Linked DNA regions of Homo sapiens: region 1 is linked to region 2. The links are chromatin loops, found by intact Hi-C in ENCODE. Cell type or tissue: right lobe of liver. All regions are shown on one strand. Each heading gives the region's core, and the rest is flanking DNA. Links, peaks and the distances in the headings are about the cores only.

Region 1 (2,929 bases), core at 169-2,668, 65 kb before region 2:
TCCTGGTCCAGGATGCAGGGCCATCCGGTCAAGGTGGGAACCAGAGCAGGCCTGGCAGATAGAAGCTAGCACCACAGAGAAGATGCAGCCCCTGCCTGAGACCCCACACAAAACAGAGGGAAACTCCTGGCTCCTCCCTTCCCCATCTCTCCAACCTCCTGCCATTGTCTCAATGGCCAAACCAACTGTTCTGAGAGTCTAAAAAATTAAGCCTGCATTGAAGGCTGCAAAGAAGCCCGGGTGATACAGAGCTGAGCAGGGGACAAGTGAGGAATAGATCTGATTGCAGAAAATTCCAAGGACCAGCAGCCCGTAGGGTGGGGTTAGGATAACCAGAGTCAACATGCATAAAGGAAGTTTCACTCAAAAAAATTAGCTATGGCCTGTGTGGATTCTTTTGACTTTGAATGATGGTTGGAATAAACTCTTGTGACTTGTAAATAGAAGTACTGAATGTGAGTCAACAACAGGCAGAAAGAAAACTGTGATGTCGGAAAAATCAAACAAGCAAATATTTATGTCAGATAAGAAGTTCATCAACCCCAATGTGATGATCTGGACAGAGTGGGTCCCTTTAATATACAAAATAGATGGATGTGGACTGGCTGGGTATAAACTTGAAATGGGGGCTGGGAGTCTCACCACCACCCTCACACTCACCATCCCTGAGAACCCTCTGAGTGCCAGCAGGTGTACTGAGAACCACACAAAGGTAAGCACGGATCACAGATTTAACACAACTCTGCAACCTTGTATCATTTTCAAGACACATGTGGCATCCCAAGAGATGTCAAATTCAACCCTCAGTACTGCACGAGGCTAAAATAGTGCAAACCAAAATTATAAAGCTGTAAGGGGTCTTAGAGATAAACTTGCCTATAAATGAGCCGTCTGACTCCAACCCACTATCTAATTTCAGGAGGCAGAGGTCACAAATGTCCCTGATTTCAAGTTACTATTTCTTTCCTTTTTTTAAGGGATATCTGTCAACCTTGGTTCTCTTAAAACTGGCTCTTGTGCAACAAAATGTTGCTTGTTACCGGTTCAATATTTTACTGTTGAATACATCGGGGCCTAAAGAAGTTATGTGACTTGTCCAAGGTCACACAGTAACTTAAAGGCAAAATCGAAATTTAAAACCTGCCCACCAACTTCTAATCAAGCAGCAACCCTTCTGTTTCAGCAAACGGTGGGTGTGGAGAAGCAGAGCTGTGCTGCCACCCGCAACCCTCAGAGTTATGAGGCAACAGCCTGTCGCTTTCCAAAATGTCCCATGAGGTCAGCTCTGCTGAGGGTTGTACCAGTCAAACCTGTGTTGCAAGATGGCTTCAAATATCAATTAAGATTGTAACATGCTGGACTACAAATGAAAAATTCATGTGAGAAGAGATCTGAGTTTGGATAACTCTGGGTCTCGTTCAGAAAGAAAGTATGTTGTGTTTCAAATATGACATTTTAAGTGCATTTACTTCTTTTTTGGATCAGCCTCTGATTCTGGGCTATTCTAGAATTTAGTGCAAACCTCTGCCATAGCACACGGCCCACTTGATTGCCTTTTCTTCATGCAACTGCCTTCCACCTGGCCTTGGTGCTTGCAACTCTGTATCTCTAGTGATTAGCATAGATTTCAACCCATAGTAGTACCTCATCAATATTTACTCGACAAATGAGTATATAAATGAGTAAATGATCAATCATCACACCTTCTAGAGATTGACAGCTCCAAAATTTGTCAATATGATGTGTCATGTGTACATTTTTTCCTGATGTATTCCTTCAACCAGGTGATACATGTAAAGCAGTAACAAATTAGATTAACAGTCCTTAATAAAGATTGCTAGAAAACTAAGAGCCAAGAAATAAATTCATAATTTCAAAAATATCTGCTTGAAGAGTATTTGTAGATAGTTTATCACCATATATATATACTATATATATACTGTATATATAGTATATATATACTATATATACTATATACAGTATATATATACTATATACAGTATATATATACTATATATATACCGTATATAGTATATATATACTATATATACTATATATAATATATATACTATATATACTATATATAATATATATAGTATATATATATAAAAAAACATAATATATATATAGTATATATAATATATACTATATATATACTATATATACTATATATAATATATACTATATATATAATATATATACTATATATAATATATACTATATATATAATATATATAGTATATATATAATATATACTATATATTATATATATACTATATACTATATATATACTATAGTATATATATATACTATATACTATATATATACTATAGTATATATATATAATATATACTATATATATACTATATATATAGTATATATATATAATATATATAGTTTTTTGTTTTTGTTTTTGTTTTTGAGACAGAGTCTCGCTCTGTCGCCCAGGCTGGAGTGCAGTGGTGTGAGCTTGGCTCACTGCAAGCTCCTCCTCCCGGGTTGACGCCATTCTCCTGCCTCAGTCTCCAGAGCAGCTGGGACTACAGGCACCTGCCACCGAGCCTGGCTAATTTTTTGTATTTTTAGTAGAGACGGGGTTTCCCCGTGTTAGTCAGGATGGTCTTGATCTCCTGACCTCGTGATCTGCCTGCCTCGGCCTCCCAAACTGCTGGGATTACAGGCGTGAGCCACCGCGCCCAGCGTTTATCACCATATTATATCCGCCTTATCTGTGGTTTTAGTTAACCGCATTCAATCATGGTCTGAAAATATTAAATGAAAATGTCCAGAAATCAATAATTCACAAGTGTTAAATTGTGCGCCATTCTGAGTAGTGTGATGAAATCTCTCACCATCCCGCTCTGTCCTGCCCGGGATGTGAATCACCCTTTGTCCAGCACATCCGTGCTGTATACACTCCCTGCCCCCA
Region 2 (2,929 bases), core at 132-2,631:
GTGTGTTTCCCACGTTAGGGTGAGAAGCCTACTGGACATCTAACTGTGATGTAGCCTCAGGGATACAAGAGCCAGTTCAGGACAGAGGTCTTTCTGGCCAGGATGTGACAATCCAGGATTCATTAGCACATTAAAGCCATGCTACTGTGTGAGCCTGCCAAAGCGGAAAAGCCCAGGCCCCAGGGGGGCCCTCCAATAAGGAGGTCGGACAGAAGAGAAGTGGGAAAAGGAGACAGGAGGTGGAGGGAGGAGGGAACCAGGAGAGGATGGCAACCCAGGAGGGTGAGCATCTATGTCAGAGTCTGCTGAGCCACTGTGTTGGAGAACTGAGAGCTGACACAAGGCACCCTGGGAGACCTTGGCAAGAGAAGCTGTGGTGAACAGGTGTGGTTTAAAAGGGAATGGAGGAGGTGGATTGGAGACCAGGCTTAACAACCCTTTCAGAGGCTTCTACTATTCAGGGGAGCAGAAAAATGAGGAAATCCTGGAGGGGGCAGAAGAGTCAAGGGAGGCTGTGTGTGTGTGTGTGTGTGTGTGTATGTGTGTGTTTCAGGGGAGAAGGGAATATGTGTGTTTTTGCAGGAGAGGAGGGTGTGTGTGTGTGTGTGTGTGTTTTGCAGGAAAGGAGAAAACAGCAGGAACACTGATGAGAATAACCCAGCAGGGTGTGGCCTGGAGGGGCCTGGTTTATACTGGGGAACATCGGGTGGCTTAGGGAATGTCTGTGAGTGGGAAGGGGAACAGGATCTCAGGCACAGGTGGAGGCCCGGGCTCTGGGCAGGAAGAGACTGGAAAATGCAGACCAAAGTGCTCCCCTCACCTTTAATTCTCCTCTTCCCTTCTACTGACTGCCTGGGAGCCTCCCTCGATGCCATTCTTGTGTTCCATGCTCTGAGACTATGTCACAATCCAGACTTTCACAATACAGTCCCACTAGTTTCTAACTGTGCAATCCTCAGGGACAAAATCCCAGGCCAAGGCCTACAGAGTAAGAAGAGATCACACTAGCATGTGCCGTGTGTGGAAAAAGGGGGTAAAATAAGATAGTCACAGAGCAGGGACTTGTGTCTGTTTCTCCACCAGGCTCTCCTCTTCCATCCTGGGAAGTTACTTTCTGGCACCGGACAAGGGCCACAGAGTAAGAAGGGATCACACTAGTATGCACTGTGTATGGAAAAAGGGGGAAAAAAATAAGATAGTCACAGAGCAGGGGCTCGTATCTGTTCCTCCACCAGGCTCTCCTCTTCCATCCCCGGAAGAGTGACTTCCTGGCACCGGACATGGGCCAGGTGCACAGCAGGCGGGCAGGCAGGAGCCCTCATCGCGTGGAAAAAGCAGCATATCACAGCCGGGAGGGTCTAACTGCTAGCAGAGGCACAAAACGGGATGGGACACCATGCTGAGACCTGAACAGGGCCAAGCCTGACACAGGGGAAACCAGGGCAAAGGTTTCAAGGTAAAAACAAGTTTGGCTTGTTTGAGAAACAAAGAGAAAGGGTCAATGTGATCAGGTGTGGGCATTAGCAGGGAGGACACAGTGTTATTTGCTGAGGTGGGGGAGGTAGGTAAGGACCAGATCATTCAGAGCTTTCCAAACCAGGGCAAAGAGATACAATTTTATTCTAAATGCAACAGGAAGCCATTGAAAGGAACTGAACAGAAAAAGGACAATCTGTTTCCAAAAGATCAAGTTTTTTTTGTGTGCTTCTCCTAGAAATCACACTTTTCAATGCCATAAATAGCATTTATTACTCAAGCTGAAAACTCATAAAACCACCACCCATTTGATGGAACCAATGAAATCCTGAGAACTGACTGCCCAGTGGCCACCATGAGAGGTGGCAAAGATACAAGAGAGGCCACACCAGGGCATCTGCTCTCAGCTTGGAGGAGAAAGATATTCTAACCACCCTGCAACCAACCTCGTGGCACATGCAGAGGGGATATGGACCCGGAAGGGGAGGGCGAGAGATGAGCGGGACCCACTGAGGGATTTATCAGAGCAGGAACCTCCTCGGATTTCCATTTAAACAATCCTTCCCAGGGCAGTCATTTAAGATGCCTTTCACCAAACAACACATGCCTCCTCACACATACCCACTACACGTGCAAACAATCTCTTTCCGAACCAAAACCACACCGATGATTCAGCCCCTGCCAGGTGAGAGCAGCATCTGGGTCACAAACAAACTGAGGCCGTGAAGACTCCACCCCGACTCCCTCTATTTAAAAATTCCTCTACAAGAAACAGGAATGGCTGTTTCCTTCACCTCCTAGAAGGCAACATAGTAAACTGACAACAGATGGAAAGAAAGGCATATTTTTGTCCATTAACTTTCCAAGGGTTTTGGCTTTGTTCAGATATTTGCATCACAAATTCCCTTTGCTTTCTCCCTGGTTCCTCCAGAGAACTCTCCAGTGATCAAGGTCTCCAGCAAATGACAGCAACTCTGTATCAGTGGGATGCACTTTTGCTTTTAAAGCTACGCTAGGTTCTCATCAATACTCCTTGGATCTCAAGCCTCAGCAACAGACTCAGCACTGAAGACACTGGGTCGCAGCGCCCGCAGCCTGGACTGAAGCCCTGGCTTTGCTCCTTATCGTCTGTGGGACTTGCTGAGCAAGCTGCAAAATCTCCCTAAGACATACCGTCTTACCTTTAAAAGGGAGGACACAATCACCACTGACCCCATAGGGTTGTTTTGAAGATTAAAAGCACAGGCCGGGCGCAGTGGCTCACACCTGTAATCTTAGCACTTTGGGAGGCCGAGGCGAGTGGATCACTTGAGGTCAGGGGTTTGAGACCAACCTGACCAACATGGTGAAACCTCATCTCTAATGAAAATACAAAATTAGTCAGCCTGGTGGTGCATGCCTGTAATCCCAGCTACTTGGGAGGCTGAGGCAAGAGAATCGCTTGAACTTGGGA

The links. Peaks named below come from ENCODE experiments on the same cell type or tissue, not always from the same donor. Only the 100,000 strongest peaks of a DNase experiment are listed, where the experiment ranks them.
Region 1: a loop joins it to region 2, with 2.7 times the contacts of the local background. A loop is called at or near these places in 2 of 110 quality-filtered maps.

Annotation. Positions count from the first base shown.
Region 1 is chr18:74,216,390-74,219,318 of GRCh38, forward strand. No RefSeq gene overlaps it. Among named protein-coding and RNA genes, the nearest start is that of TIMM21, 69 kb to the left of the region's middle. In right lobe of liver, for the core only: no CTCF peak of the experiment used is centred there; DNase peaks (open chromatin) are centred at 1,252 and 2,552; H3K27ac peaks cover 1,977 bases.
Region 2 is chr18:74,281,231-74,284,159 of GRCh38, forward strand. The region is part of intron 1 of CYB5A (cytochrome b5 type A); the gene reads right to left. Among named protein-coding and RNA genes, the nearest start is that of CYB5A, 9.3 kb to the right of the region's middle. RefSeq lists an enhancer at 1-376. In right lobe of liver, for the core only: no CTCF peak of the experiment used is centred there; DNase peaks (open chromatin) are centred at 961 and 1,501; H3K4me3 peaks cover 1,440 bases; H3K27ac peaks cover 2,500 bases.